Linked DNA regions of Homo sapiens: region 1 is linked to region 2. Evidence: chromatin loops called from intact Hi-C (ENCODE). Cell type or tissue: CD4-positive, alpha-beta T cell. All regions are shown on one strand. Each heading gives the region's core, and the rest is flanking DNA. Links, peaks and the distances in the headings are about the cores only.

The links. Hi-C counts contacts between places; a loop is a spot of excess contacts. Peaks named below come from ENCODE experiments on the same cell type or tissue, not always from the same donor. Only the 100,000 strongest peaks of a DNase experiment are listed, where the experiment ranks them.
Region 1: a loop joins it to region 2, with 23 times the contacts of the local background. A loop is called at or near these places in 5 of 110 quality-filtered maps.

The regions. Positions count from the first base shown.
Region 1 is chr6:146,854,712-146,860,086 of GRCh38, reverse strand. The region is part of intron 8 of STXBP5-AS1 (STXBP5 antisense RNA 1); the gene reads left to right. Among named protein-coding and RNA genes, the nearest start is that of ADGB, 260 kb to the right of the region's middle. RefSeq lists an enhancer at 2,156-2,315. In CD4-positive, alpha-beta T cell, for the core only: CTCF peaks have their summits at 2,255 and 2,455 (motif pointing left); a DNase peak (open chromatin) is centred at 2,426; H3K4me3 peaks cover 341 bases.
Region 2 is chr6:148,462,768-148,468,142 of GRCh38, reverse strand. All of the region lies in intron 4 of SASH1 (SAM and SH3 domain containing 1), which reads right to left. Among named protein-coding and RNA genes, the nearest start is that of SASH1, 120 kb to the right of the region's middle. In CD4-positive, alpha-beta T cell, for the core only: CTCF peaks have their summits at 3,008 and 3,214 (motif pointing right); a DNase peak (open chromatin) is centred at 3,212.

The DNA.
Region 1 (5,375 bases), core at 78-5,077, 1.6 Mb after region 2:
TTGACTTGCTTCCCCAAAGCACAGCTATCTTCTAATTGTCTCTGTTTTCTAGCACAGGTTCCTGCTGCTTTCACATGCAGGTAAAATAAGGAGGGATGACATTCCCAAGAGCACGCACATATGCACACCACAAGGTGACATGTGCAAACCTGTGTCCACAACCCACTTCCTGGGTTTCTGTACAAGGTGAAGAAAGCCTTCTCAGAAGTCATCCCCTTCCTTCATGCTACAATTTTGCCTTATGTTAGGCTACCTTGGGAAAAAAAAATCACCAGAATTCTGGTGCTCAGTAGGGCTTTTAGTCATCATAATTGAGTAATCAGATTGAAGACTAATTCCAACCTGGATCCCCTCTCTAATTTTCTTGGCTGTAAATCTATTCAGGCCGCTGTAAAAACAAAACAAAACATACATTGGGTGGCTTATAAACACAGAAAGTTATTTCTCACGGATCTGGAGGCTGGAAAGTTTAAAATGAAGGTGCTGGCAGAATTGATGTCAGGTGAGGGCTCACTTCATGGCTCATAGACAGCTGTCTTCTCACTGTGTCCTCAGCCAGTAGCTGGCAAGGGAGCACTTGGGGGCCTCTTTTAGAAGGGCACTAATCCCATTCATGGGGGCTCCACTCTTGTGACCTGATTACCTCCCAGCCTTACCTCCTGATACCATCACATTGAAGATTAGATTTCAACGTATGGATTTTGGGAGAACAGAAACAGTCCACTGCAGGTCCGGAGTGCCTATAAAAGCATCGGTCTATGCAAGGGACATTGTTTCATCAAGTCTTAAATATTTTCACTGCTACACTCTACCGCTACAGTTCCCTGGTTTCTTTAGCTGTTACTCACTCTTATTCTTTGTTGCTTATATCAAAATTGAAGACCTTTGGAAAGATCCTTAAAGGAGTCTGAAAAATTCAAGAGAAAAACACACAAGAATGCAAATTAGAACAACAATAAAATACTATTTGCAACCTATAAAATTGTCAAAGCACATGAAAAGGAACTCTACTGGTATTGGCTCCTAACCATTGGTGAAAACGCAAATTGGCTCGGTGCTTCTAGAAGACCATTTGCAAATACATGCTGAGTAGCTTTAAATATCCACTGATCTTCAATTTTTCTTTTAGAGATTTTTCCCAAGGAAATAGAAATGTATGTAAAAGTTATTGACCTAGTGATGTTTACAATAGAAAAACAGAAAAAAATAGTGAAAATAGCTTTAATATCCATCCTTATTAAATTAACTGAATGTATTTTGTTACATTTATATGACACATGATAAACACTGCGCAAATATTTAAAATTATCAAAATATTTTAAGTAAAGAAAACAATAGATTGTTAATCTATGTATAATACTATAACACTTTCTAGTATAGCATATAGAATATTAGAAAAAGATCCTTACTTGATATACTAAATTAAATAACAATTATTGCTTGGCTAAGAGATTGTAAGTGCAGTTTATGCTTTTTCTTCTAGATCTATATTTTCCAGATTTTTAAGTTAACATGTCTTCAGTGAAGGAAGCCTGGTTTTGAATTCTTATAATTCTTTTAAAAATAACTTCATAATTTTTCTTTTAACAAAATTAAGAAAGCAAAGGGATTAAAAAAGCAGCCTTATTTACCAGAAATAATCCCATTGTACCTTTTCTCTCCCTGTTAAGCACAAATCTTCTCTAGAATACAGAAATATTCTAGAGATCACTGACGCATTTGAGGGAAATTGAAAACAAAACGAAACAGAACAAACAGAAGCCTTAAACAGTAAAATAACAGCAAGATGAAACTGATTTAAGACAATCAAATAACATCGTTTCCTGTTCATTCTCCAAACACAAGCTTTCTCTCGCTTTGACAGGTAGAATGAATCTGGGAAGGGATTGGTGTCCTCTCCTCTTCCCTCCTTCCGTCCCTTTCTCCCTGGCTCCCTTTTAAAAGCAAGTTGCATTGAACACAGCAGGGAGGTCTGATGGGAGGCACTGGTGGGGCTCCTTGCTGCAGGATGAGAGGATGAAACACACACAGCAGGGGAACATACACAATCAGCATCAAACCCCTAGCACCGGGAAGGCATAGAGGGGCTGTTCAGAAAAGGGTGCCTATGATGACTATTATTATTTAGTCTTAAAAAAACAAAAATCAGGGCAGCCCCTTTTGGAAAACAAACATGAGCACTGAACCAGTGTCACTGGGTTCACCGGCAGCTGCCAGCTGCACGCAGCGCAAGTCAACCAGAAACTCAACTAAGCAGTTTCCAGGATTTCATGGGAAGGATGACGATTCCTGAGAGTCCTTGCTCGCCTCTGGGGAAATGGGCCACTTGGGCCCCAGATGTGCGGGTCTTTTCCGGACTCAGGCCTGCGTCAGCATCCTTGGCCCGCGAGCCTGCGCCCTCATCGTTGCGTAAGAGTCTGTGCGGCCTCGCAGCCCGCGCGCTTGTCATCGGCGCCCCCTGCTGGACACACAGAGAAATGGCGCCTTCGCAGCCATCTGCTTGCCCCAGTCTGTCTCCACTTTTAGGACATTATTTTCTCCCTGTGCCACCATGAGAGGGGAATTTTCTACAGAGAAGGAAAAGAAATAAATCTTACCGCTGGAGCACAAAGCATACCCTGGAGCCCCAGCCAATATATGATTTCCATGGGAGGAAGGGCTGATTCTCAGCAGTTTATTCACACGGGCTCCAGTCCTTTTCTTACACCCGTGCACCTGCAGGACAGAGAGGCCAGGCCTCAGCCTGACAAAGCAGAGAAGGGGACCAGATAGGATTTCTCAGTGCTTGGAGGAATGTGAAGGGGCAGGGCTTGCAGTCCTCTCATGATTTTAACTCTACATCCTGTCACAGAAGCAGAAAGACCCGGAGAAGGCCGGGATGTCCTCAATTTCCTTCTTTTCTGCTTACTCCTTTAAACATCTCAGCAACCGCCTGTCACATCTCCAGAATTACATCGGCCTCCCTTGAAGTGTAAGCTATTACCCTCACCTAGCCATACAGATTTTATTTTATTTTATTTATTTTTTATTGTACTTTAAGTGTTAGGGTACATGTGCAGAACGTGAAGGTTTGTTACATAGATATGCATGTGCCATGTTGGTTTGCTGCACCCATCAACTCATCATTTACATTAGGTGTTTCTCCTAACGCTATCCCTCCCCCAGTCCCCCACTCCCCAACAGGCCCCGGTGTGCGATGTTCCCTTCCCTGTGTCCATGTGTTCTCATTGTTCAACTCCCACTTACGAGTGAGAACATGCGGTGTTCGGTTTTCTGTTCTTGTGATATTTTGCTGAGAATGATGGTTTCCAGCTTCATCCGTGTCCCTGCAAAGGACATGAACTCCTCCTTTTTTATAGCCATACAAATTTTAGAGACATTTAGACCTGCCTCAAAATCTTCTCTGCCCAAGCGTTGGGACTCCTGAGCTTGGGTGGGCGGCAGCCGCACAGTTTCTCAAAATGCACACTCCCTCGAGAAAGGTGGTACCATTATTGTTCAGCTGAGAGAAAGTTAGTCATGCTACCGTCTTCTCTTTGCTCAGTTTGAGTCAGATGTGCCACATCTCTCGCCTGAGCAGTGGCTAAATTTGTGGTCAATGGGGCTGAGCAGAGATAGAAGGGCTGTCAGTCCTGTGCAGGCCAAGGGTGCAGGCCTGCTGGGAGGCTTTCCTGAGAGCAGTCCCTCTGAAGTGTTCAGGATAGCCTTGCCTTTTCATTTTAATCCATGTTATTCGTGCCCTCATCTCCTCATGGTCCTCAGTCTTAGCTGCACTTTCAGATCACCCAGGAATCTTTTAAAAATCACTGATGCTCAGGAGCTGCCCCAGACTCATTCATTTGGAATCTCTGGAGATGGGGCCAGGGCAATGCATCTTTTTTTTTTTCTTTTTTGAAGATTCTCAGGTGACTATAATCATAAGCCGAGACAGAACCACTGACTTCATCTCTGTCTCCCCCAGCTTGTAGGGTGTGACCTTACAAAAGGAGGAACTCAGTAATGAATTCTGATGAATGAATGAGTGAGTGACTGTATGAATGGATGAATGAAGACTGAGAAGGGAAAAACACAGATGAATAATCCTTTATGACAAATATAGAAAACAATTGTGATTAATGAATTAATTACTAACTAAAAGTTAGCCATACAATAAAAGCAGTCACCAAACTAGAGGTGGACCACTCAGTGGATAGGCTGAAGGGGATGAGCCAAGGTATCCAACATTGATGGGAAAATGCTTCAAAGGGACCTGTGTTTACTGTTGGAACTGGTCTGGTAAAATTCTCCCTTTGGAAGACAGAAGGACAGGGAGGAGGCAGAGAGTGGGGAAGTAGTTGAACTCATGTAGCTGACTAAGAAGAGGATGGCAGTGTTGCCCCTGTTTCAGGGAGTCAGGCCCACAGAGGCCCTTGCTGTGCACACAGAGGTCCTTGCTGTGCACACAGAGCATATGGAACTCAGAGTTCCCTGGGGTGACTGAGGCAGAGACCAAGTTGCGATGTACTTGCAGAAAGCAGGACACAAACCCACCTAAGAGGCTCAGGAACAAGAATACATATGTGAGAAGTCTAGGCAAGTCCAGTCTCTCACTCTAACTAGAAGGTGAACTCTTTGAGACCAGAAATAATATCTTTCTCAGACCTTTTCTGAAAAGTTTCTATTTCTCCAAGTATATGGGAAGAGACTGGCTTCTAAAATAAGTGTAAGCAAGAAGGGAACCAACAGAAAAATGAAGGACAGTGTATTAATCAGGATTCTCCAGAGGGACAGGACTAATAAGATAGATGTATATATGAATGGGAGTTTATTAAGGAGTATTGACTCACATGATCACAAGGTGAAGTCCCACAGTAGGCCATCTGCAAGCTGAGGAGCAAGGAAGCCAGTCCGAGTCCCAAAACCTCAAAAGCAGGGAAGCCTGCAGTGCAGCCTTCAGTATGTGGCCAAAGGCCTTAGAGCCCCTGGCAAACCACTGGTGTAAGTCTAAGAGTCCAAAAGCTGAAGAACTTGGAGTCCAGTGTTTGAGGGTAGGAAGCATCCAGCATGGGAGAAAGATGAAGGCCAGAAGACTCAGCAAGTCAAGTCCTTCCGCGTTCCTCTGTCTGCTTTTATCCTAGCCGTGCTGGCAGCTGATTAGATGGTGTCCACCCAGATTGAGGGTGAGTCGGCCTCTCCCAGTCCACTGACTCAAATGTTAATTTCCTTTGGCAACACCCTCACAGACACACCCAGGAACAATACTTTGCATCCTTCAATCCAATCAAGTTGACACTCAAATATTAACCAACACAGATAGAATGCAAATTCAATGAGTTTGCAAATTGGTATAAGATTCATACAGTGAAACGTGGTAACCATCTGGGCCAGGATATGGC
Region 2 (5,375 bases), core at 141-5,140:
CAGATGAGTACAGTGGTCGGCTCTAGGAAAACAAAGGGGGCAGGGAGGCGGGTGAGACACCCACAACAGGATATTGAGTGTCCCTAATAAAGGGGGCGGCCAGTACACAGTTCCTCCAGTTGGTTGCTGCCAATTGGCAAGTGCAATGTCCATCCTGCTGAATCTTCCAATGTTCAAAAAGAAGACAGAAATCTGCATTTTTTTTTTTGAGACAGTCTTGCTCTGTAGTCCAAGCTGGAGTACAGTGGCATGATCTTGGCTCACTGCAACCTCCGCCTCCTGGGTTCAAGCGATTCTCCTGTCTCAGCCTCCCAAGTAGCTGAGATTACAGGTATGCGCCATCACGCCTGGCTAATTTTTGTATTTTTAGTAGAGACGGGGTTTCACCATGTTGGCCAGGATGGTCTGGAACTCCTGACCTCATGCAATCCTCCTGCCTCGGCCCCCCAAAGTGCTGGGATTACAGGCGTGAGCCACTGTGCCCAGCCAGAAATCTGTATTTTTATACAAGAGCTCTAACATTTTTAAGTGATGGTAAAGAAACCAATGTTTTTAAACATGTGTCCAAATTAATCAATACATGTCTGGGCATCGAATTTGCCTCCCACCCCAACACCTTTGGCTGCCAGTTTGTGAAGGCAGATACAGATTAACCCAAATAATCTGAAAAGTGTGCACAGCCCAAAACCAGTTCATTAAGCATTTCTCCAGAAAAAAACTTAGACAAACAAAATTTAAAGAAAGAAAGCGGGAAAGCCAAAGAAAGTTAAAATTGGTTGTATCAAAAAGGGAACGAGGTGGGCAGATCACTTGAGGTCAGGAGTTTGAGACCAGACTGGACAACATGGCAAAGCTCCGTCTCTACTAAAAATACAAAAATTAGCTAGGCGTGGTGGCACAGGCCTGTAATCCTAGCTACTCGGGAGGCTGAGGCAGGAGAATTGCTTGAATCTGGGAGGCAGAGGTTGAAGTGAGCCAAGATCGCACCATTGCACTCCAGACTGGGCAACAGAGTGAAACTGTATCACCAAAAAAAAAAAAAAAAAAAAAAAAAGGAACAGGGAACAGTAGAGTGTGGAGCAAAATCTTTCATTAGGTGTGTCCAAATCCCAGAAGGAAAATACAGTATCCTTGGGCTTACAGCCAAGGGAAACCAGAAAGAAGGCACCTGCATCAGAAGAGACACAGACACTTGGGGGATTTAAACCTGAATCTTCACTACAAGTTCACCACCAGGAAGGAAGATGGAAGAGGTGATTTTTGCATCTGAAGGCTAGGGAAGACAAGAAAGTGGGAGGCCAGGTATGAGTTACACTGAAAAAATTAGAGCAAAGGCTGAGGCAGGAGGAGAGCAGCCTGGGCAACATAGTGAGACACTGTCTCTTTAAAAAAAAAACTTCTAAAAAGTTCAACTGGGTATGGTGACATGCATCTATAGTGCTAGTTCTAGCTACTCAGGAGGCTGCAGCAGGAGGACTACTTGAGCCCAGGAGTCCGAGGTTGTAGTGAGCTATGATCACACCACTGACCTCCAAACTGGGTGACTGAATGAGACTCTGTCTCATTCAGAGGAAGAAGAATTGAATATCCTAATCACCTAAAGTGATTTTCTGCCTACCTTTTGGATAAAAGGACCTTGAGAATCTAAGGTGACCAGAGAGAGGGGAGGGAGGCTTTTTCACGCAGAGCAGCCTTTAATAAGCCACCACCCTTTGGTGTAGCTGCACTGGTGTGGGCTGACCACTGGGTGCCATTTCTGAGTGGCAGGCCCATGCCCTGCAAGCACCACCATTCTCCACGGCTGAGTGCAGAGAACTGTTGATGACCAGCACAAAAATCTGAAAGCTTTCTATTGTAAACTAAGGGAGAGTCGGAGCTAAGAACAGAATCAGGGGAGAAACCGCTAGAGAGGACAAGAGCTAGTTTTGAATTCTAGTTATTTCCCCTTATTCCTGTGCTGTGAATACAGAACATGTAAGGAAAATCTCACTTATCACCAAATTGTGCCAAAACATGGCTAGGACCTACTCTCCTTCCTCCTATCCACACAAAAATGAAAATACCTGTATTTACCTGCAAGGCTTTTAGGAGGTAGCCATTTCAAAATTTAAATCTTTCAGCCAAAATGTACTGAACAACGCACAAGTAAGGTACATGGATGAACACGAAGGAAGGGGAGCCACAGGTTAGAGACGGAGGGAGACAGGAACAAAAAAGCATAAGAAATGACGAGGGGGAAGGGGAGGAGAAGAATGAGGAAGAGAAGCAGCAAATGTAACATGCTCAGGGCCACGGGAGAAGTGGGAGCAAAATAAGAGCAAGCTAGTTGGCTGGGGACTGAGGCAGGAAATCCTTCAGAAAGAAAGAAGGGTTTCTGCTAAGTTTAGCTTCTTAATTTTTTTAAAAAATCTTACTGTGCTGTACTTTGCACTTCAAGTCATGGGACTGTGCAGCTGCCACCTTACTTCAGCGGGCTGGGGTCTGCAGCTGGTTAAACATGTTTTCTGTAAGGGGCCACCAGAGGGACAGGGAGCCCCATATGTATTTTTGTCCTCACCCTAAGGACTAGGGATGTCTTTTTTTTTTTTTTTTTTCTCCTGGAGACAGAGTCTCACTCTGCTGCCCAGGCTGGAGTACAGTGATGCGATCTCGGCTCACTGCAACCTCCACCCCCAGGTTCATGCGATTCTCCTGCCTCAGCCTCCTGGGACTACAGGCATATGACACTATGCCTGGCTAATTTTTGTATTTTTAGTAGACACGGGGTTTCACCATGTTGACCAGGCTGGACTTGAACTCCTGACCTCAGGTGATTTGCCCGCCTCGGCCTCCCAAAGTGCTGGGATTGCAGGCATGAGCCACCGTGACCGGCCAGGACTAGAGAAGTCTTGACCTAACTGCTATGGACCAAATATCCCCACCTCAGGATAAAACTTATTATGTAATAAGTGAAAACACAAATTGTGAATTTTTACTTTCCCTAAAAGTCATCAAAATACTTCAAAAAGTACACTGCAGAAAAATGTACGCTCCCACTGCTACACCATTAGCACAAAATGTGATTGCATTTTCCTCTCTGAAATGATGACTGACAATATTTTCACTATTTTTAATCTACTGTCTTCAAACTACCACACACTTTGAATAATTTTATCCTCCGGTTTGGACTTGGCCCAGGCATTGCTTGAACTTCCCCAGGATGCCAGCAGATGGCACTGTAGTTTCTTTATTCATCTTGCTGTGGTGAGTGGGATTTTGTTTTTAAAATTTCACAAGTTCACCACCTAGATGCTGGCCAAAGAATAACAAGCCCATGTTTCATAAGCGTGAGGCTCCCCAACTCATCAAATTTACAATCCTTTGAATTTTACGTTGAATCCAAATTCAATGTGTGAATTTGGATGCAGTGACTTTCTCCCTGCAAACAGAAGCTGGCATAGAAGCAGTGCAAAATGCCATCTCCTTTCTCCTTGAGAATGATTATTACAATTCATCCAGCAGGAGCAAAAATCAATGATATAACCCAAGTCCAAAAGTGGATGGCAGCAGGTGGAAGGGGTCATTTACTAATCTCCTGGTGGAAGAAATTAATGCTCAGACGTCAGCTCCAAAGAGGCCTCCTGGTAGTAGTACCTCCTTCCTCCAGCCAGAAGCCCCAGGCCTGAGGATGGTGGGCGCTGGAGCTGGATCTGCTCTTTGGACTCATCTTTTTCATTGTCAATGGGTAAAAAGTATGGTAACTTCAGCATGGATTTTGATGACCAGGAAGCAATAATTAATATTCTGCTGTGCTTTAAAAATCCATTTAAACATTTAATTATCATCAAGTATTGGATTTAAAGTCTCAGAACTGAACCTTAGCAAATATTTGTTCATCAATAACTCCTACTATTAAGACCCCAAATCTATCTGCTTAAGTGTCAACATTTTTCCTCAAGATCCCTAAACTGCTTTAGCTGTTCCTGAAGGCAAAATTCACTTAAGAAAATTCCTACATTAAGGAATTTATCAATCCCATTGAAAAATAAAAATAATTTAAGAGACAGTATCCCCAGAACTGGTTTCTTTCCTCCTACCTCTGTCTTTAACAAATTCTTTGTTAAATTGCTTTGTGTATTCATTTTCACTCATTCTTTCATTCAGTATTTATTTATTCACCTCTCAGTAGGAGTCAGGCATCCTCTGAGGTCCTGAGAACATAGCAATAAACAAGACAGATTCAAGAAGGGCGACTGCAGAGTCAAGGAGTGAGGAGAAGTTGAGGTGATGGGACAGAGAAGGCTTCTCTGAGCAGAAACCTAAATAATGAAATAACATTCACTTCCCCAGATGGGGAAAGCTGGGCAGGGGAACAGCAGGGGAGGGAACAAGAGGTCCCCTTTGGACATGCTAAGTGTGCGGTGCTTATTAAACATCCCTGTGCAGACAGTAAAGAAACAGTTGGACATGTGAGTCTAGAGCTGCAGATAAGAATTTGTAAGTGACTTGCATACTCTAAGCTCTGACTGAACACTACGAAGAGAAACATTATGAAGACTGAGCTCCAGGGCAACCCGATTTTTAGTGGTCATAAAGAGAAAGTGAGGCCCAGCAATGAGACTTAGGAGGAGCAGCCAGTGGGAGAAGGAAAAGAAGGCAGAGTGCTCCTTTACCTTTCTGGTTAGAATATTATTAAACTCCGTTTTACAAAAATTATATCGCAGCTGGGCGCAGTGTCTGACCCTGTAATCCCAGCACTTTGAGGCCGAGACGGGTGGATCACCTGAGGTCAGGAGTTCGAGTCCAGCCTGGACAACATGGTGAAACCCCATGTCTACTAAAAATACAATAATTAGCCAGGCGTGGTGGAGAGCACCTGTAATCGCAGCTACTCAGGAGGCTGAGGCAGGAGAATCACTTGAACCCAGGAGGTGGAGGTTGCGGTGAGCCGAGATTGCGCCACTGCACTCCAGCCTGGGTGACAAAGTGAGACTCCATCTTAAAAAAAAAAAAAAATTATATTGCAGTCTCTCACTCCACACAGTGGAAACTCTAGGTTGCCATATTTTCTTTTCCAGTGAGTCTACTGCTTTACAGTGGAGATCCTCGTAAGACCATAGAGTAGGAGGAGGAACACAACACAGGTCAACATGAAATTCTTTACACTTGTATAGAATTCCACCTCTCAAATGCAATACTCTCATTACCCCCCATCACAGAATAGGACTGTCACTGAGATGGGAGTGATGACATGCCTGAGGTCCAATCGTGCTGGGCAAGGGCATAACTGGGCTTGGTGGCCACGTCTCTGACTCCTGAGTTCAACACCTCACCCTCTTCCCCAGACTCCTCCTCATTTGTATAACAGAATTCCAAATTGTATACATTCTTTAACA